Linked DNA regions of Homo sapiens: regions 1, 2 and 3 are each linked to region 4. The links are chromatin contacts, found by Hi-C in ENCODE. All regions are on one chromosome and are shown on one strand. Each heading gives the region's core, a stretch centred on a gene start or an enhancer-like site at or near the end of the contact. The rest is flanking DNA. Distances are from core to core; before and after follow the strand shown. Region 1 has its middle 42 kb from the start of ASMT. Region 2 overlaps DHRSX (dehydrogenase/reductase X-linked). Region 3 holds the start of AKAP17A (A-kinase anchoring protein 17A). Region 4 holds the start of PPP2R3B (protein phosphatase 2 regulatory subunit B''beta).

What was found. Hi-C counts contacts between places; a loop is a spot of excess contacts on that map. Pooled maps may share reads with other maps.
Region 1: a loop to region 4 is called in a map of naive thymus-derived CD4-positive, alpha-beta T cell, with 11 times the contacts of the local background. The contact joins the enhancer-like site here to the promoter of PPP2R3B in region 4. A Hi-C loop is called at or near these places in 3 of 168 maps with a recorded cell type or tissue (CD4-positive, alpha-beta memory T cell and naive thymus-derived CD4-positive, alpha-beta T cell), 2 of 37 single-sample maps with no recorded cell type and 10 of 50 pooled maps.
Region 2: a pooled map shows a loop between it and region 4 (16-fold over the local background). The contact joins the enhancer-like site here to the promoter of PPP2R3B in region 4. A Hi-C loop is called at or near these places in 1 of 168 maps with a recorded cell type or tissue (psoas muscle) and 6 of 50 pooled maps.
Region 3: a map of transverse colon shows a loop between it and region 4 (16-fold over the local background). The contact joins the promoter of AKAP17A here to the promoter of PPP2R3B in region 4. A Hi-C loop is called at or near these places in 3 of 168 maps with a recorded cell type or tissue (ascending aorta, sigmoid colon and transverse colon), 4 of 37 single-sample maps with no recorded cell type and 23 of 50 pooled maps.

The regions. Positions count from the first base shown.
Region 1 is chrX:1,654,313-1,659,339 of GRCh38, forward strand. No RefSeq gene overlaps it. Among named protein-coding and RNA genes, the nearest start is that of ASMT, 42 kb to the left of the region's middle. RefSeq lists enhancers at 2,986-3,487, 3,488-3,987. Within about 2 kb of position 3,364, at least 9 of the 41 ENCODE cell types and tissues checked have a DNase peak (open chromatin) inside an H3K27ac peak, as active enhancers do.
Region 2 is chrX:2,322,897-2,328,151 of GRCh38, forward strand. The region is part of intron 3 of DHRSX (dehydrogenase/reductase X-linked); the gene reads right to left. All of the region lies in intron 1 of LOC124905239 (a long non-coding RNA gene), which reads left to right. Among named protein-coding and RNA genes, the nearest start is that of DHRSX, 180 kb to the right of the region's middle. Within about 2 kb of position 2,340, at least 14 of the 41 ENCODE cell types and tissues checked have a DNase peak (open chromatin) inside an H3K27ac peak, as active enhancers do; they include psoas muscle, where a contact is called at or near this core.
Region 3 is chrX:1,588,861-1,593,867 of GRCh38, forward strand. It overlaps AKAP17A (A-kinase anchoring protein 17A), which reads left to right and starts at 2,744. Exons shown (of 5, transcript NM_005088.3): 1 at 2,744-2,909; 2 at 4,584-5,007. The coding sequence starts at 4,603.
Region 4 is chrX:384,188-389,046 of GRCh38, forward strand. PPP2R3B (protein phosphatase 2 regulatory subunit B''beta) reads right to left here and starts at 2,720. Exons shown (of 13, transcript NM_013239.5): 1 at 2,181-2,720. The coding sequence starts at 2,504.

The sequences.
Region 1 (5,027 bases), core at 2,114-4,613, 1.3 Mb after region 4:
AATAACCATAAAGGCCAGGTGCGGTGACTCACGCCTGTCATCCCAGCACTTTGGGAGGCCGAGGCGGGCGCATCACGAGGTCAGGAGTTTGACACCAGCCTGACCAACATGGCAAAACCCCATCTGTACTAAAAATACAAAAATCAGCCCAGCGTGGTGGTGCATGCCTGTAGTCCCAGCTACTCGGGAGGCTGAGGCAGAAGAATCGCTTGAACCTGGGAGGCAGAGGTTGCGATGAGCCGAGATCATGCCACTGCACTCCAGCCTGGGTGACAGAGCAAGACTCCGTCTCAAAATCAAAAAAAAAAAAAAAAAAAAAAAGAAAGAAAGAAAGAAAAGAAAGAACGAACCATAAAAATGGGTAACCAGCAACCTTGGGGACTGCTCTGTCTACGGAGTAGCCATTCTTTTATTCCTTTACTTTCCCAATAAACTCGCTTTCCCTTTGGTCTATGGACTTGCCCTCAATTCTTTCTTGCATGAGATCCTAGAACCCTCTCTTGGGATCTGGATGAGGACCCCTTTCTGGTAACAGAGGGGTGTGGCGAGGCCTGGCCAACCTCCACTTCCCAACATGGCATGAACTTTAAATTGAAATTGAAATAATTTCATGTTAAATTTTAGAGTGTCCTGGCCAAGGAGGGAGTCCATTCAGATTTTTATTTTTGCTTTATTTATTTATTTTTTATTTTTTTGAGAAGGAGTCTCGCTCTGTTGCCCAGGCTGGAGTGCAGTGGCCCCAACTCGGCTCACTGCAACCTCCGCCTGCCGGGTTCAAGCGATTCCCCTGCCTCAGCCTCCCAAGCAGCTGGGACTACAGGCGCCCGCCACCATGCCTGGCTAATTTTTTAATTTTTAGTAGAGATGGGGCTTCACCATGTTGGTCAGGCTGGTCTTGAACTCCTGACCTCGTGATCCGTCTGCCTCAGCCTCCTAAAGTGCTGGGATCACAGGCATGAGCCACCACGCCCGGCCTATTTTTGGTTTATGAGAGGAGCTGCTGATACCTGGAGACTTGATACCCACAAGCTCCCCTTAGCCACAGTTCCAAAACAGGACATGGCTCAAGACCGCGTCTGGGGAGGAGGGGGAGACAGGATAATTCAGGCCTGCTGGGTGCTGCCTGCTGGGGGTACCCAGGGTCTGTAGATGTGTAAAGCCAGAGAGCTGGGACCAGAGTCTGCTGTTTCATTTTGCCCAAGACTTTCTGTGGGCCTCCTGGAATAAGGCAGACCAGCTGATGGTTGTTTTTTTTTTTTTTGACAGAGTCTTTCTCTGTCACCCAGGCTGGAGTGCAATGGCGCGATCTCGCCTCACTGCAACCTCCGTCTCCCAGGTTCAAGTGATTCCCCTGCCTCAGCCTCCCGAGTAGCTGGGACTACAGGTGCGCACCACCATGCCTGGCTAAATTTTGTATTTTTAGTAGAGATGGGGTTTCAGCATGTTGGTTAGGCTGGTCTTGTACTCCTGACCTCAAGTGATCCACCAGCCTCGGCCTCCCAAAGTCCTGGGATGACAGGCGTGAGCCACCACGCCAGGCCCGGGTAATATCTCTTATAGCTAGAGTGATTTTAGAGTGACCTTCGCATATCGTGACCCGTGAGTGAGTTTCCTGGGCGTGATGGTTAATACTGAATGGCAGCTTGATTGGATTGAAAGATCCAATCAAAGCGTTGTTCCTGGGTGTGTCTGTGAGGGTGTTGCCAAAGGAGAATAACACTAGAGTCAGTGGACTCGGAGAGGCAGAACCCCCCTCAATCTGGGTGGGCACCGTCTCATCAGCTGCCAGTCTGGCCAGAATAAAAGCAGGCAGAGGAGCGTGAAAAGGCTAGACTGGCTTAGCCTCCCAGCCTCCATCTTCCTCCTTTGCTGGATGCTTCCTGCCCTGGACCACTGGACTCCAAGTTCTTAATCCTTGGGACTCAGACTGGCTTCCTGCCTCCTCAGCTTGTAGATGACCTATGGTGGGACCTCACCTTGTGACTCTGTGAGTTAATTCTCCTTAATAAACTCCCCTTCATATATATATAATTCATGTGGACTCTTTCTAGACCATATAGATTGTATTAGTCAGGGTTCCTTAGAGGAATAGAACAAATAGAAGATACACACACACGCACACACACATATATATGTACGTATATGTGTGTATATATACACGTGTATATATACACACATATATACACGTGTATACACACACATGTGTATATATACATGTATACACATATATGTGTATATGCACATGTGTATACACACATATGTGCATGTACACATATGTGCATATACGCATATATACACGTGTGTATACGCATATATACGTGTGTACACGCATATATACACGTGTGTACACACATATATACACGTGTGTACACGCATATATACACGTGTGTATACGCATATATACACACATACACACATATATACACACATATACACACACACATATATATACACACACAATACATATATATGTGTGTGTGTGTGTGCGTGTGTGTGTATATATCTTCTATTAGTTCTATTCCTCTAAGGAACCCTGACTAATACAATGTATATGGTCTAAAAAGAGTCCATATGAATAATCCACTCCTAGTTTAGCATATCATCAAGAAATAACCATAAAAATGGGGGCCAGGTGTGGTGGCTCACGCCTGTCATCCCAGCACTTTGGGAGGCCGAGGTGGGTGGATCGCCTGAGGTCGGGAGTTTGAGACCAGCCTGGCCAACATGGTGAAACCCCATCTCTACTAAAAATACAAAAAAAATTAGTCGGGCATGGTGGCAGTTACCTGTAATCCCAGCTACTCGGGAGGCTGAGGCAGGAGAATCGCTTGAACCCGGGTGGCGGAGGTTGCAGTGAGCCGAGATCACGCCACTGCACTCCAGCGTGGGTGACAGAGTGAGACTCCATCTCAAAAAAAAGAGAAAAGGTTGTATTCTTTTGAGTCCTTGATAGCCTCTGACTGAATACATCATGTATTAGTTTGGTGTAGAAGTAACGGAGTGAAAACAAAAACAACAAAACAACCACCACCACCACCACAACAAAAAACACCCAGGCACAAAAGTGCAAAATGGCACAATATCATTTGCATGAAGTGTCTAGAATAAGACTGCTTGCAGAGTCAGAGAGCAGATGGGTGATTGCTTAAGGCTGAGAGCAGGGAGACTGGGGAGTGACGGTTTAATGGGTATGGGGTGTTTTTTTTTGGGTTACGAAGGTGTTCTGGAACTAGCTAGGGCCGGTGGTTGTGTAAAATGCTCAGTGCACTAAATCGTCTCTTCATTGTGCAATTTTTAAAATGGCAAACTGTGTGTGATGGGTATTTTCCCACAGTAAGAAACAGCAGCAGCACAAAGGGAGGTGATAACTCACGTCATATCACACCCTGCAGGCCCCATCACCCTTCCTCCTTCCTCTGTTCACCTCCTCCTCCTTTTCCGGGCTCTGCAGACGAGCCCGGGCAGCCCTCCCCGCTGGCCGTCTGGACCCAGGCCTGCCTGTCTTGGGTGCATTTTAGGACATTAAGTCTGGCTGGAACCTGAGAGCATCAGCCATGCGGTAAGTCCCCACATCCCTCCAGCAGTCTGGGAGGGGAGCTCTCTCCTTTGCTTTTGTACACTCTGGAGAAAATTGTCAGGCAGCAGACATGAAGAGCCTCTGGGGAGATTCAGTGAGGGCTGGCAGGCAGGTGTCCAGGAGCCTGAGTGACTCACGAGAGAAAGGACATATTCCTTAAAGACAAATTCATCAACGGATTGGTTTAAATAATTCCTGCTCAGCACATCCCAAATTAAGCTTCGTCATCAGACACTGCATCTGTTGCCTTTTCTAGAAACATGAGCTCTAAGCTCAGTGACACCGTCTGTCAGGGTTTCAACGTTTCACCTCCCCCCTCCAGGGGAGCCGGTTTCCATACACCAAAGCTCTCCAAGGTCCAGTTGTGAGGATGGGGAACGCTGGCTGTCTGGTGACGGCCTTTCCAAAGCTGCCCTGTCCTCTTGCATTAAGAAAGATTAGTTTGTACTCCGGGAGGAGAGGCGCAGAAGGTTAACAAGATTAGAGAGAGCTCCTGAGACCTGCGGTGAGATTCCCTGAGGGATGTGGCTAATAAAACTGTAAAAACAACGCAGGCGGTGTCTCTCACCGCCGGGTCCTGATTTCAGGGCCGCAAATGTCTACCTCTTCTAGGCAGTTTGCTACCTCAATAATTTAGGTTGTCAGTTGTGGTATCCAAGCCCCAGCACACTTTTTTGTTTGTTTGTTTGTTTGTTTGTTTTGCAGTTTGCAGGTGATAGTTTCTAAAGATGTGTTTTTCTATTTTTCTTTCTTTCTTTCTTTTTTTTTTTTTTTTTGAGACAGAATCTCACTCTGTCGCCCAGGCTGGAGTGCAGTGGGGCGATCTCAGCTCACTGCAAGCTCCGCCTCCCGGGTTCACGCCATTCTCCTGCCTCAGCCTCCCGAATAGCTGGGACTACAGGCGCCCGCCACCACGCCCGGCTAATTTTTTGTATTTTTAGTAGAGACGGGGTTTCACTGTGTTAGCCAGGATGGTCTCGATCTCCTGACCTCGCGATCTCCCCGCCTCGGCCTCCCAAAGTGCTGGGATTACAGGCATGAGCCACCACGCCTGGCTAATTTTTTGTATTTTTAGTAGAGACGGGGTTTCACTGTGTTAGCCAGGATGGTCTCGAACTCCTGACCTCGTGATCCGCCCACCTCAGCCTCCCAAAGTGCTGGGATAACAGGCGTGAGCCACCGCGCCCGGTCTATTTTTCTTAACTAAGAAATGTGTATGTGTGTGCATATGGTTGTGTGGCTGGTAGAGGTGGAGAGCTTCAGGAATGTGTGTATGCGTGTGTGTTTCTGCGTGTGTCTGTGTATGTGTTTGTGTGTTATCTTTGCTTGTGATTATGTTTGTGTCTGTACATATGTGTGTGTCTTTGTGGATGTGTGTTTGTATATGTATGGCTGTCTGTGTGTGTTTGCCTCTTTGTGTATGCATGTGAATGTGTGTGTTTATATTTGT
Region 2 (5,255 bases), core at 1,090-3,589, 1.9 Mb after region 4:
TTCAAGGGTCAACTCTAGTTTTTTGTTGTTGTTGTTGTTGTTTTTGAGATGGAATCTTGCTCTGTCGCCCAGGCTGGAGTGCAATGGTGTGATCTTGGCTCCCTGCAATCTCCGCCTCCCAGGTTCAAGCGATTCTCCTGCCTCAGCCTCCTGAGTATCTGGGATTACAGGCGCCACACCCAGCTAATTTTTGTATCAAGGTCAACTGTATTTTCTTGCAACAGCCAGAGCTGACTAAGACAGTCTTGAAGCTCAAAGAGGTACAAGAACCTACCCAAAGTTATCCAACCAACAAGCACCTGGAAGGCAGAATAAAGACTCAGGTAGCCAAGCGCCATAGCCACACCATGGTAGAGCTATTCTGCCTTGTAGAGATGCATTGAATCTGTCACAGGGTGAATACATCTCCAAATGCATTTGAAAACTCCTACGGGATGCTACAGAAACACGTGAGGGAAGAGTGGGTGTGGACATACTCTCCATCTGTTACACTCAGAGTACTCCAACTACAGGAGTGAGATGCCTCAAGACAGGCCAAGGCAGAAACAAGCATCACTATGAACCCCAGAATAGATATGTTTTTTGGCCAGACACGGTGGTACACGCCTGTAATCCCAGCACTTTAAGAGGCCCAGGTGAGAAGACTGCTGGAGGCCAGGAGTTTAAGACCAGCCTGAGCAACAGAGGAAGATCCCATCTCTACAAAATATTTAAAATATATACATAGCTGGGAATGATGATGCGTACCTACAGCCCCAGCTACTTTAGACACTGTGGTGGGAAGATCACTCGAGCCCGGGAGGCTGAAGCTGTCGTGAGCCACAGTCACACCACTGCACTCCAGCCTGGGTGACAGAGTGAGATCCGGTCTCGAAAAAATCATCATTATCGTCACAGTAATGAGAGGAATTTTAGGTGATAGGTGGTTACTAATTTCAAAAATAGGGGCTTCCGGTTTCTCCTCTAATGATACAGGGGTTAAGAAGAAATGACTTAAGCAGATAGTAAAAATTAGCTGGGTGTGGTGGTGCACACCTGTCATCCCAGCTACTTGGGAGGCTGAGATGTGAGGATCACCTGAGCCTCGGAAGTTGAAGTTGCAGTGAGCCATGATCACACCACTGCACTCCAGCCTGGGTAACAGATGGAGACCCTGTCTGGAAAAAAAAAAAAAAAAAGATTTTGCACAAAGTTTTACGATGACTCTGCTTTGTAATTAAAAGTAATTTCTGCTTTGTTGGTGATTTCTCACACATTTATCTGGTAGACCAGATACCTGCATGTGATAGGGTAAGAAGGACCCATTTCCCTCCAAGGAGAACAGCATTGCAAGGGGGTTGAGGACGCATGCATGTGGAATCCAAACATTGAATGCACTGAGACGGCGCTGCATGAAGCCTGTCTGTGAGTTTATGATGAAGCTGCACAGAGCTCCGTAGGCGGCTCTCACTCCTCTCTCTCAGCCTTTGGCTTCAGTTTAATTGCATACACACCCTTCAGAGCTGCTCGGGGCCCCCACTTCTTCAGCCTTCTGGCATTTTTCTAAGAAACACTAAACCTCTTTCCAACGTTGCCCTTGGATTTTGTGTGCACGTCTTCCAGCCCTTGAGCTGCTTGACCTGTGCTTGCAAGGGTTCCATAACACTGGATAGGACAGAAGCTCCGCCCAGCCCCAGGTGAAAGCTCTGTGCTCTTCAGGGACCATGTCCTATTCACACTGTCTCCCTCACATCTAATACAGTCATGATACTCGGCAATATAGTACTCCACCCAACAGGCAACTCAGAGTCTGCCAGTGATACAGGAGTTAAGAAGAAATCACTTAGGCAGACAGTAAGGGTATGGGAGTCCTCGGCAAGGCTTTTTTCTTTTCTTTTTTTTTTTTTTTTTGAGATGGAGTCCCGCTCTGTCGCCCAGGCTGGAGTGTAGTGGCGTGATGTTCGCTCATTGCAACCTCCGCCTCCCGGGTTCAAGCAATTCGCCTGCCTCAGCCTCCTAAGTAGCTGGCATTATAGGTACGCACCACCAAGCCCGGCTAATTTTTGTTTTGTTTTTTTTTTTTTTAGTAGAGACGCGGTTTCACTGGTCAGGCTCGTCTCGAACCCCTGACCTAATGATCCACCCGCCTCAGCCTCCAAAAGTGCTGGGATGACAGGTGTGAGCCACTGCGCCCGGCAGCTTTTCTCTTTAACGAAAAGCAGCCCCAAGTCATTTTCTAACAATGAACAGCCTGTCAAGTCGAGCTGCAGACATACACAAGCCAGCTGGGAGCTTGTACGGGTGAATGTCGGGAGGACCTAGGGACTAGACACGTTCAAGATGGCGGCTCCATCTTCCCGGGAGGAACTAACGACTAGACACGTTCAAGATGGCGGCTCCATCTTCCGGGCAGGAACTAGGGACTAGACACGTTCAAGATGGCGGCTCCATCTTCCCGGCAGGAACTAGGGACTAGACACGTTCAAGATGGCGGTTCCATCTTCCCGGCAGGAACTAGGGACTAGACACATTCAAAACGGCGGCTCCATCTTCCCAGCAGGAACTAGAGACTAGACACGTTCAAGACAGTGGCTCCATCTTCCCTCCTCTTTGTCAGCCACATGTAAAGTAAGAAAAACAGGACCGAGAGCCCCGACCAACTACAAAGCCCATTTGCATAACCGATTAGGGTGGGCAACCAGCCTTTCCTGTGGGCTATGTAAATGTCATGCTTGATGGAACCAATCTCTCGGAGAGCCCCGACCAACTACAAAGCCCATTTGCATAAACGATTAGGGTGGGCAACCAGCCTTTCCTGTGGGCTATGTAAATGCCATGCTTGATGGAACCAATCTCTGAGCTCTATGTAAATGAGACACCGCCTCCTCAAACTGGACTATAAAATCCATCACATTTGGTGCCAGCTGGTCCTTTCCGCTCGGAGACCCCTTTCTCTATAGAGAAAACCATTTCTCTTTCTCTTCTCCTGATTAAACTTCCACTCCTAAACTCCTCGTGTGTGTCTTTGTCCTAAATTTTCCTGATGCCCAATGACGAACCCCAGGGTATATACCCCAGACAACGTAGCCACTTCACTAACATGTAGAGAGCTTGCGCATTTTAATTCCTATCCTCACAATAGGCAAAGAGCAGAACATACTGAAAATCAGCAACTCTGCGATCCATCAGAAAATAGAGATCACAAGACGAAATGCTGCCTGAAGACTGGACAGACAGGTGGCAAGTGGAATTGTGCTTGTCTAGGAGTTCCTGCTGGAGCCAGCACCTGATGGACACATTTGCAGGGTAATTATTAAACAGCTGCAGGCTGACAGTGGACAAGCCTAAGTAAGTTAAAAACTCCTGGCCAGGCATGGTGGCTCGCACCTGTAATCCCAGCACTTTGGGAGGCCAAGGCGGGCAGATCACCTGAGGTCAGGAGTTCGAGACCAGCCTGGCCAACATAGTGAAACCCCGTCTCTACTAAAAATACAAAAATTAGCCGGGCGTGGTGGCAGGCACCTGTAATCCCAGCTACTCGGGAGGCTGAGGCAGGAGAATTGCTTGACCCTGGGAGGTGGAGGTTGTAGTGAGCCCAGATCGCACCACTGCACTCCAGCCTGAGTGACAGAGCGAGACTCTGTCTCAAAAAACAACAACAACAGAAAAACTTCTGGGGGCCCATCTTAGAGGGGACCTTGTACTTTCACAAATTTTACCTCCGGGAGCTCCACCAGGTTCCCAGGGTGAAGATCAAAGAAATATCCAGTTGTGTGTTATTGGGGGAAAGTAACCACTTTGCAATATTCCTAGGGAGACAGTAGCATTTTGAAGTATGCCCAAAGCAATCCGTGTCCTCTCTGCCCTCAAAGGAAATTACTTTAGCGCAGTCAAAGTGAACTGGGGGAAGGGAAATCTTCTATTTCAGTTTTTCTTTTTTTTTTTTTTCTTTCCAGGCAGATTTTCACTCTTGTTGCCCAAGCTGGAGTATAATGGCGCAATCTCGGCTCACTGAAACCTCCACCTCCAGGGTTCAAGCGATTCTCCTGCCTCAGCCTCCTGAGTAGCTGGGATGACAGGTGCCTGCCACCATGCCCGGCTAATTTTTCGTATTTTTAGTAGAGATGGGGTTTCGCCATGTTGGCCAGGCTGGTCTCGCACTCCTGACCTCAGGTGATCCACCCGCCTCAGCCTCCCAAGGTGCTGGGATTACAGGCGTGAGCCACCGTGCCCGACCAGATTTCAGTTTCTATTAGCTTTCAACAACACTTTTCGTGCATGAGTGACGCTGGCGGCCATGTACTCAGCCATTCCATCAAGGTTCCAAGCAGCAAAGCTGCAAAATGGATCTGACTCCTTCAGTGAAGAAGAGTCTCCCTGAATGCATTGGAAACACTCATGAGATGCTACTGAAGCAAGTAAGGGAAGCCTGACTGTGGACATGCTCTCTGTCTCTTAGGCTCACAGTACTCCAACCACAGAAACGAGATGCCTCAAGGGAGGCAGAGGCAGAAAGAAGCCATCACTATAAACCCAAGAATAAAGCCAGCAGAGCTACAGTGATGGCCTGTGTGCTGCAGGTGAGCATCACCTTGTTGTAAGGCCACAGGCTTTCCTGGCCACCCTGCTCAGTTGGCCTCGTGGTGGGAGTCACTAGACTCAAGATAGACCCAGCCAGACCATCTGGTTAGAGCTACCCAAGGAAAAGCCATTGTCAGCACAAAGTCACTGGAGTCTTAGAATGCACAGCTGTGATGGGCTGATTCCTTCTCCCAAATCCCTATGTTAAAGCCCTAACGCCCAGGACCTCAGAATGTCACCATATTTGGAGATAGTCTTTAAAGAGGTGATTAAGGTAAAACAAAGTCACCAGGGAGGCCCCTAATCCGAGAAGACTGGGATGCTTATAAGAAGAGGAGATGAGGCCGGGTGTGGTGGCTCACGCCTGTAATCCCAGTACTTTGGGAGGCTGAGGTGGGTGGATCACGAGGTCAGGTGATCGAGACCATCCTGGCTAACACGGTGAAACTCCATCTCTACTAAAAATAGAAAAAATTAGCTAGGCATGGTGGCACGCACCTGTAGTTCCAGCTACTTGGGAGGCTGAGGCAGGAAAATCGCTTGAACCTGGGAGGTGGAGCTTGCAGTGAGCCGAGATCCCGCCACTGCACTCCAGCCTGGGCGACAGAGCGAGACTCCGTCTCAAAAAAAAAAAGAGGAGGAGATGAGGACACAGACACACAGAGTGACGACCCTGCGAGGACACAGTGAGAAGA
Region 3 (5,007 bases), core at 1,494-3,993, 1.2 Mb after region 4:
CCCCTCCCCCTCCCCTTTCCTCCACTCCCTTCCCCTCCCCTCTCCTCCCCCCTTCCCCTCCCCTTCCCTTCCCTTCTTTCCTCCTATCCCCTCCTCCCCTCCCCTCCCTTCCCCTCCCCCCTCCCCTTTCCTCCGCTCCCTTCCCCTCCCCTCTCCTCCCCCCTTCCCCTCCCCTTCCCTTCCCTTCTTTCCTCCCATCCCCTCCTCCCCTCCCCTCCCTTCCCCTCCCCTCCCTTCCCCTCCCCTCCCCTCCTTTCCCTTCCCCTCCCCTCCTCTCCCTTCCCCTCCCCTCCTCTCCCTTCCCCTCCCTTCCCCTCCATTCCCCTCCCTTCCCCTCCATTCCCCTCCCTTCCCCTCCCCTCCTCTCCCTTCCCCTCCCTTCCCCTCCATTCCCCTCCCTTCCCCTCCCCTCCCCTTCTTTTGAGATGGAGTCTTCCTCTTGTCATCCAGGCTGGAGTGCAATGGCGCAATCTTGGCTCATTGCGACCTCCACCTCCCGGGTTCAAGCAATTCTCCTGCCTCAGCCTCCTGAATAGCTGGGATTACAGGTGCGCACCACCACGCCCAGCTAATTTTTGTATTTTTAGTAAAGACAGGGTTTCACCATGTTGGCCACAATTGTCTCAAACTCCTGACCTCAGGTGATCCACCCGCCTCGGCTTCCCAAAGTGCTGGGATTACAGGCATGAGCCACTGTACCCGGCCTAAATCACAGACTTTTATGTCTCACGGTTCTGGAGGCTGAGAGTCCAAGATCAATGAGTGGGAGGTTCAGTGTCTAGTGAGGACCCGCTTGCTGGTTCACAGGTGGTTCCTTCTGGCTGTGTCCTCACATGGTGGAAGGGGTGAGAGAGCTCTCTGGGGCCTGTCTTCTAAGAGCACAAATCCCACTCATGACCTAACCACCTCCTAAAAGCACCACCTCTAATACTCTTGCAGTGGGAACTGAGTTTGAACTTGAGTTTTGGAAGGACAGAAACATGGAAGGCATAGCAACCCTCTTACACAGCCCGGCCCCTCTGAAGCCTGCCTGGGTTCACAGAATGTTCCGTCTTCCTCAGGCCCCTGGTGTGTTGGCTTTCTCCTTTGTTGATAGCTGATGTTGAGCAATGCAAGATTTCTGTTCTGATTATCTGACCCTGGATATCCAGTTTGGGGACTTGTGACATATTTGGGACGTCAGAAGCACGTACCTCTCACATAGAGCATGGCATACTTAATAAACAATAAATTATAATAAAAAATGAATAATGCATTATAAATTATCATTACTTATTTATTTATTTATTGGAGACAGAGTCTCGCTCTGTTGCCCAGGATGGAGTGCAGTGGCGCCATCTTCGCTCACTGCAACCTCTGCCTCCTGGGTTCAAGTGATTCTCGGGCCTGCCTCAGCCTCCTGAGTAGCTGGGACTATAGGCAACCACCTCCACACCCGGCTAGTTTTTTGTCTTTTTAGTAGAGACGGGGTTTCACCATGCTGGCCAGGCTGGTCTTTTTTTTGTTTTGTTTTGACATGGAGTCTCGCTCTGTCAACCAGGCTGGAGTGCAGTGGCACGGTCTCACTGCAAGCCCCACCTCCCAGGTTCACGCCATTCTCCTGCCACAGCCTCCCGAGTAGCTGGTAGCTGGGACTACAGGTGCCCACCACCACGCCCGGCTGATTATTTTTTGTATTTTAGTAAAGACGGGGTTTCATCGTGTTAGCCAGGATGGTCTCGATCTCCTGACCTCATCATCCGCACATCTCGGCCTCCCAAAGTGCTGGGATTACAGGCATGAGCCACCGGGCCCGGCCCCAGGCTGGTCTTGAACTCCTGACCTTGTGATCTGCCCGCCTTGGCCCTCCAAAGTGCTGGCATTACAGACGTGAGCCACCGCACCTGGCCTCATTTATTATTTTGTAATCACATTATAAATTGTCATTTATTATTTCATAATTACATTATAAATGATCATTTCAGAATTACATTATATATTTTCATTTATTTCATAATTACACTATAGATTATCATTTATTATTCCAAAATTACATTATAAATTATGATTATATTATACAATAGCATTTGCTTCATAATTACATTAGATTATCATTTATTTTTAAATTACATTATATTTATTTCATAATTACATTATAAATTATCTTATAATTAGAAATGATCATTTATTTCATAATTGCAATATAAATTATTATTAATTTCATAATACCATTGTAAGTTATCATTTATTATTTCATAATTACATTATGTAATGGTATGCGTTAATAATTATTAATATACAATTAATAATTATTAACCATTCAATTAATAGTTAATTAACTAGCAATTTATATGTAATTCTATAATTACGTCATAGAATATGATATCTAATTTATACATAAATTATATTATTCAAGTATATTACCCATAATTTGCAAGTATAGTATAGAATCCCGTTATAGGATCCTATTACATTTTAGAATTTTGTTATATATATTTGACTCTACAATTGGAATTTAGACCCCACACCGGCCCCCCTCCTGTTTGGCTTAAGGGCTATGACCACAGACCCTGGCCCAAGTACCTCCCCTGGTTACCCGCAGGCAGGTGGCACCATGGGGGCGGGGCGGACTCGCGCACGCGCAGTGCAAAAGGTCGGGCTCCCGGAAGTCCCTCCTCCCGGGGGCGGAGCCAGGGCAAGAAGGAGAAACCCGGTGCTGCCGCGCGGCCTCTTCCGCGAGCCCGCGCGCCGGAAGTGGAAATGCGTCATAGAGGGCGGGCGGCGACGGCGGTGGCGGCGTCGGAGGCGCCTCCGGGGGACGGTGGCGGCTCCCGGCGGTGAGGCCGCGCCTGTCCGGGGATCGTCGAGGGACGGCGGGAGCTTGGGCCAGCGGCGGCGGCGGCCTGGGACGCAGGCGGAGCCCCGCGCAGGTGAGTGCCGCCCCCGTGCCTCCCGGGCCTGGCTGCAGCCGGCGAACGCTTCGCTCCTAGGGCCGGGCCCGGGGGGCCGGGGCTTGGGAGGCGGCGCCTAGGGGCCTCGGAGGTGACGGGGCTGGGGTTGGGGGGCGTGGGGTGCCACCGGGGGGCTGGGAGCGCCTGAAACTGTACGGGGGAATCGGGGGCTGGGGAGGTCTGCGGTCGGGGTCCGGGGGTCCCTGGAAGTAGGGGTAGGGGCTGGAGCGGTTCCTGGGACTGCACCGAAGGAGCTGAGGCCTGGAGCGGTGTCGGAGGGCTGGGAGCTCGGGGGATCGGATGGGCGGGAGACTAGGAGGCCTGGGACTAGGGGACGTGGCGCTGCGGTCGCTCCTAGGTCTACAGTGGGAAGCAAGGGGCTGTCCGGGGTTTTCGGAGGCTGGGGCGGTGCTGTGTAGGTTGGGGTATTGGGGCTCATCCAGGAGGGTGGTGGGGAGCGGGGAACTGAGGAGCTGAGGGTACCGAGTGGCCAAGGGCCTGAGAATGTGTGGGGCCCTGCCAGGGGTGCCAGCGGCAGCCTGAGGCCATGCTGGGGGGCTGCGGTAGGTGGGAATACCAGGGGCAATGCCGCGTACTGGGGATTGGGCAGCCAGGTGTACCGGGGTGGTCGGAGGGCGCTGGAGGCCAGAGTGGGGAGGGTTCCTCGGTGGTGAAGTTGCTGGGGCCGCTTGGGTTCTGGGGGAGGGTTCACTGGTCTCTGTCCAGACTGGAGCCCCTCCCTGGTGCCCCACTGACCTTTTCTGGTCGCTTCTCCACCCTCCCTCCCTTCTTTCGCACCTCCCACCTCGGGCTTGGGCGAGGAGGCCGTCTCCTGGGCCTGGCAGGAAGCCTCCAGGTTGATGGGGTGGGCGGCCGGGCCGGAGGCGGTCACCTGAGATGGTTGGGTTTCTGCGAGTGAAGCTTCCTCTACTTGGACTTGGCCGTCAGGAAGTGGCTGCCCGTCAGCTCAGCAGGGAAGAGGTGGGTTAATGAAGGTGGGCGGAGAAAGAAGGCGCAGACGGGGGACTCCGGCCCCTAACTTGTGGAAAGTTCGTTGTACTTTTTGGCTTTGAGTGGGTTAAAGCTGGGATACGTTTGGCCTTCGTGGAGATTACTAGGGTTCATGGTTCTGGATTGTTGTTGCAGCCCGAGACTTCCTGTTTTATCAGGGCAAGTACAGGGCCGCCGCCCCCTCCACAAAACCTTTCCAGATGCCTGCAGCTGTGCTCTCCCTGGCCCCTTCCCTTCCCCAGTGTCTCTCTGCCCCTTCCCGTGGAGCTAGGCGTTTGTAGCGTCCCCGTTCCTACTTGACCTGTGTGAGGGGCCTGGTCGTGCTCAGCTTCCTATTCTGCAGGCCTTGGGAGCTGCTGGCTGCTGGATGTAGGGTGTCGGGCAGTGCTGACCGAGGCTTTGACACTAACCTGTTCTTTATCAGCTCGGCTCTTTCCCCTTTGGTGTACTCTTAATGATTTCAAAAAGTAAAGAACTCCGTTGAGATGGCTGTTAACAAAGTGGAAACCGGTCTCTGACACGGCAGAGAGACACTGCTGTTTCTCTTCTCCGGGTCCAGAAAGTGCCTGCTGGCTTGGCCCCTCCTCATTGGCGGGGGAGGTGGGGGGTGCTGGTGCTGACTGTCTGCGTCTTATGTTTCAGGCCCAAGGTCCCGGAGGCTATGGCAGCGGCTACCATCGTGCACGACACGTCTGAGGCCGTGGAGCTCTGCCCTGCTTACGGCTTGTACCTGAAGCCCATCACCAAGATGACCATCAGCGTGGCACTCCCGCAGCTGAAGCAGCCGGGGAAGTCCATCTCCAACTGGGAGGTGATGGAGAGGCTGAAGGGCATGGTGCAGAACCACCAGTTCTCCACGCTGCGTATTTCCAAGAGCACCATGGACTTCATCCGCTTCGAGGGGGAGGTGGAGAACAAGAGCCTGGTCAAGTCTTTTCTGGCCTGCCTGGACGGCAAGACCATCAAGCTCAGCGGCTTCTCCGACATCCTGAAGGTGCGCGCGGCCGAGTTCAAGATCGACTTCCCCACCCGCCACGACTGGGACTCCTTCTTCCGCGACGCCAAG
Region 4 (4,859 bases), core at 1,470-3,969:
CAAGAAGTAAATAAAGGATGTTTTTCTTTTTCTCTATTGCTTATCTTGGCCTCAAGCTCGCGCACGCAAGAAGACTCTCTCTCTCTCTCTCTCTCTATATATATATATATACTTTTTTTTTTTTTTTGAGACAGGGCCTTCCTCTGTTGCTCAGGCTGGTGAGCAGTGGTGCAATCTCAGCTCACAGTAATCTCCGACTCCCAGCTTCAAGCATTTCTCCTGCCTCAGCCTCCTGAGTAGCTGAGACTTCAGGTGCGCCACCACGCCTGGCTAATTTGTGTATTTTTAGCAGAGATGGGGTTTCGCCATGTTGCCCAGGCTGGTCTCGAACTCCTGAACTCAAGTGATCTGCCTGCCTCCAACTCCCAAATGCTGGAATCACAGGCGTGAGTCACCATGCCTGACCAATATAAACAATATTAAAACACCTGCAGCTTCCTGTCAGATCCTGATGAACAGACCCCTCTGTTCCACCAGCCGTAACTACAGCTTTGACTGGGAAAAGACTGATTCCAGGCCAGGTGTGGTGGCTCACGCCTGTCATCCCAGCACTTTGAGAGGCTGAGGCGGGTGGATCACCTGAGGTCAGGAGTTTGAGACCAGTCTAGCCAACAAGGTGAAAGCCTGCCTCTACTAAAAATACAAAAATTAGCCGGGGGTGGTGGTGTGCGCCTGTAATCACAGCTACTCGGGAGGCTGAGGGAGGAGAATCGCTTGAACCCGGGAGGCGGAGGTTGCAGTGAGCTGAGATTGCACCATTGCATCTCAGCCTGGGTGAGAGTGAGAATCTGTCTCAAAAAAAAAAAAAAAAAAAAAAAACTGATTGCAATCACTTTATCCTGGTAACTACTCACCACGGACTGGTTCTGGCCGGTTGACAGAGGCTGCAGAGTTGCTTCACCTTTTGACCTAGGGGGCCTAACCATAATGCATTTAAATGTTAAGTCTCCGCTCCAAGGTGAACTCGGGAGTAGGTAACATGCATGTTTGTTCAATACCCATGCGTCAGGACACCCTTGGTGAATATCCATAGCTCTTCCTATAACTTCTTGAATATATACACTTGGCCAACCCACTCAGCATAAATTCCCGTCTCATCTTTTCTTCCCTCCAAGTGCTTGTTTTTAGTTTTCTTTTTTTTTTTTTTTTTTTTTTTTTTGAGATGGAGTCTTGCTCTGGTGCCCAGGCTGGAGTGCAGCCTCTGCCTCCTGGGTTCCAGTGATTCTCCTGCCTCAGCCTCCCGGGTAGCTGAGATTACAGGTACATTAGCCAGAGGCTGCGCTTCTCACCTGCGGTGTATAATCACCTTCTATGAAATAAATGGCGTTTCTTCTAAGAAATACAGTGGGATTTTGGGAGGCCGAAGCGGGAGGATTGCTTGGACCCAGGAATTCCAGAGCACTCTAGGTAACATAGCAAGACCTCGTCTCTGCAAAAATAAATAAATAAATAAATAAACAAAAATTAGCCTGGCGTGATGGTGCACGCCTGTAATCCCAGCTACTGGGGAGGCTGAGGCAGGAAGTCCAACTGTGTTTGCGCCACTGCACTCCAGCCTAGGAGACAGAGCAAGACCCTGTCTCCAAAGAATTGTAAAATAAATAAAAAACGGACCAGGCGCAGTGACTCACGTCTGAAATCCCAGCACTTTGGGAGGCCAAGGCGGGAGGATCACTTGAGGTCAGGAGTTCGAGACCAGCCTGGCCCACATGGGGGAAACCCAGTCTCTACTAAAAATACAACATCAGCCAGGCGTGGTGGCACGTGCCTGTAAGTCCCAGCTCCTCGGGAGCCTGAGGCAGGAGAATCGCTTGAACCTGGGAGGCAGAGGTTGCAGTGAGCCAAGATCGCGCCATCGTACTCCAGCCTGGGCAACAGAGCAAAACTCTGTCTCAAAATTAAAACAAATTAAAATAATAAAATAAAATAAAATAGGAAGCCTTTCTACCTTTATAAATTGTGTGATTTTTAGGTTAACAACTGTCAATGACGGAATGTTCAGTACGTGGGACTTTCTTGTCTGTATGTGTGTGGTGGGGGGGGTCGGGGCGGGGAACAGACTCAATATGAAACCGTTTTGGGGTCTGACGCTCGCCCACCAGCCTCCATCGCGCAGCCACACGCCCACTATGCGACCAGAGCCACCTGCGCAGTTGTTAGCAGAAGGAAGAGTAACTTACTACTCTCGTCCCTGCGGATCTACGGGTGCCTCGAACGTGGGGCGCGTTCCTGGGGCTGGAGGCGGCGCCCAGGGGCAGCGCAGGGCCCGGCCCGGGGGTTCCCGGGGGTTCGAGCCCGCTGGGCCGGGGGGCGGCGAGCGGGGCTGTGGGCCAGGCCCCGGGCTGCTCCCCGTCCCCCGGGGTCGGCTGGTCCCGCCCGGGCGCCTTGATCCGGCGCAGGCAGTCCTGCAGCATCCGCTGCGTGCTGGCCTCGCTGAGCCAGTACAGGAACAGCTCGTCCACCTTCATCTTCAGGACCGGCTGCAGCACTTTGCCGGGCGGCATGGCGGGGGCTGGGCCCGCGGCGCCCCCGGACGCCCGCGCCCCGCCCCGCCCCGGGGGCTTCGGTCCGCCCCGGACCGACCTCGGTGATGCGAGCACGGCCCGCTGAGGGGGCGCGGCGCAGGGAACAGGGCCCGCGCCTCGGGAACTGCGCGGACTCGCGGGGCGCGGGGACCGAGGAGGGGGCGCGGTCCGGCCCGCGCTGCTCAGGGCAGCTTCAAAACGGGCGCGCCGGCCGCGCTCCCAAACAAGGGCGCCCGCGTTCACGTCACTGCGTCGCGTCATCGCGACGATGTCATCACGAGGCGACGCCGCCGCTAGCCACGCGCGCCCCGCGGCCCTCGGAGCTTTTGCAGGAGGCTTTGGTGGGGCCGAGCGGCTGCGGTGAGGACGAGGGAGGGGCTGTGGCGGCCGTACCGCCCGAGCTCTTTCTGCGTTTAGGATTTTTAGAGGCGCGGCCCATGGCGGCGTGGCAGTCCTAGAGCTGCGGAAATGCGAGCATGCGCAATGCGTGCCTGCCAGAGCGAGGAGAGGGTGGAACCTCCGCATGGAGCATGCGCCGTGCATAGCGGTGGAGGAGCGGAGTTCGGGAGGCCGGTCGGGTGAGCGTGCGCAATGGCTGCCCGCGGGGCGCAAGCCAGAGGCTGGGAGGTGTGTGAGCGGGTGGGGCTGGAGGACGGGAGTGCGCCTGCGCAGTGGGAGGCACCGGGAACGAGCGAGCATGCGGGGTGCGCGCCCGCCGAGCTCGGGAGCGAGCGTGCGTCCTACGGGAGCGCGCGAGGAAAAGATCAAACTTTTCAATAACAGCGGGCTACCTGGGACCCAAAGGGCCCCGTTTACTTTAGCTTTGCTTATCAAACAGTAGAGACAGGTTGGAGGAGTTGGACCCCTTTAAACGTTGGTGTTCAGGGATGAGCGTGAAGTGCGTTGAAAATTGCAAAAATCATCCACGTCCAGGGAGGTGACATTAGTTAAATAACTTTACCCAATGGTCGTTTTTGTTTCTGCTTTTAACAGTATCCATAAAAACACTGCATTATCATCTGTCTGGCACACATGCACCTGTTTCCTTTACATCTTGCCCCGCTTTTTATTCATTTTTTATCAAAATAGGGTTTCACCTGGTGTTGCACCCTGTTAGAGAGTAATTTCAAGGTCTTTTATGAGCCAGGTTCTCCTACTTCTGAGCTGCATAAATCGAGCCAGACTCAATAAGTAACCCTTGGCCGGGCGCGGTGGCTCAAGTCTGTAATCCCGGCACTTTGGGAGGCTGAAGCGGGCAGATCACGAAGTCAGGAGTTCGAGACCAGCCTGGCCAGCATAGTGAAACCGCCCCCACCATCTCTACTAAAAATAGAAAAATTAGCCGGGCATAGTAGCGTGTGCCTGTAGTCCCAGCTACTCGGGAGGCTGTGGCGGGAGAATTGCTTGAACCCAGGAGGTGGAGGTTGCAGTGAGCTGAGATCACACCATTGCACTCCAGCCTGGGCGACAGAGCCAGACTTTGTCTCAAAAAAAAAAAAAATAACTCTTTTTTTAGTTTTATTTTTTTTTTGAGTTGGAGTCTCGCTCTGTCGCCCAGGCTGGAGTGCGATGGCAAGATCTCAGCTCACTGTAACCTCCGCCTCCCGGGTTCAAGGGATCCTCCTGCCTCAGCCTCCCGAGTAGCTGGGATTACAGGCGCCCGCCACCACGCCTGGCTAATTTTTGTATTTTTGGTAGAGACAGGGTTTCACCGTATTAGCCAGGATGGTCTCGAACTCCTGACCTCAAGTGATCCACCCGCCTCGGCCTCCCAAAGTGCTGGGATTACAGGCGTGAGCTACCACGCCCGGCCTAAATAACTCTTTTTGTTCGTATGAGACAGGGTTTTGCTCCGTCACCCAGGCTGCGATCTTAGCTGAGTGCAGCCTTGATCTCCTGGCTCAAGCGATCCTCCCACCTCAGCCTTCCAAGCAGCTGGGACAACAGGCATGCGCCACCATGCCTGGCTCATTTTTAATTTTATTGTTTATAGAGACGAGGTGTTGCTGGTCTCACACTCCTGGCCTCAAGCAATCTTCCTGCCTTTGCCTCTGTCTCTGCCTCCCAAAGCGTTGGGATTACAGGCGTGAGCCACCGCACCCGATTTAAATCACTCATAAACGATAGTTTTGTGTTGTGTACATAATGATTTGAATTTCAGTTTGTGTTTCGTGATTGGATATAAAAATCCGAGTGTACTTGGTCAGAAGAGCGCCATCACGCAGGAATTCTGTGAAGTTATTTTTCCTAATTGGGAAGCAACCGTTTGTGTGTGTGTGCGATGCTGTGATTTCTGGAGGGAAGTGAATATATTAATACAGTTCTCTGTTTGAG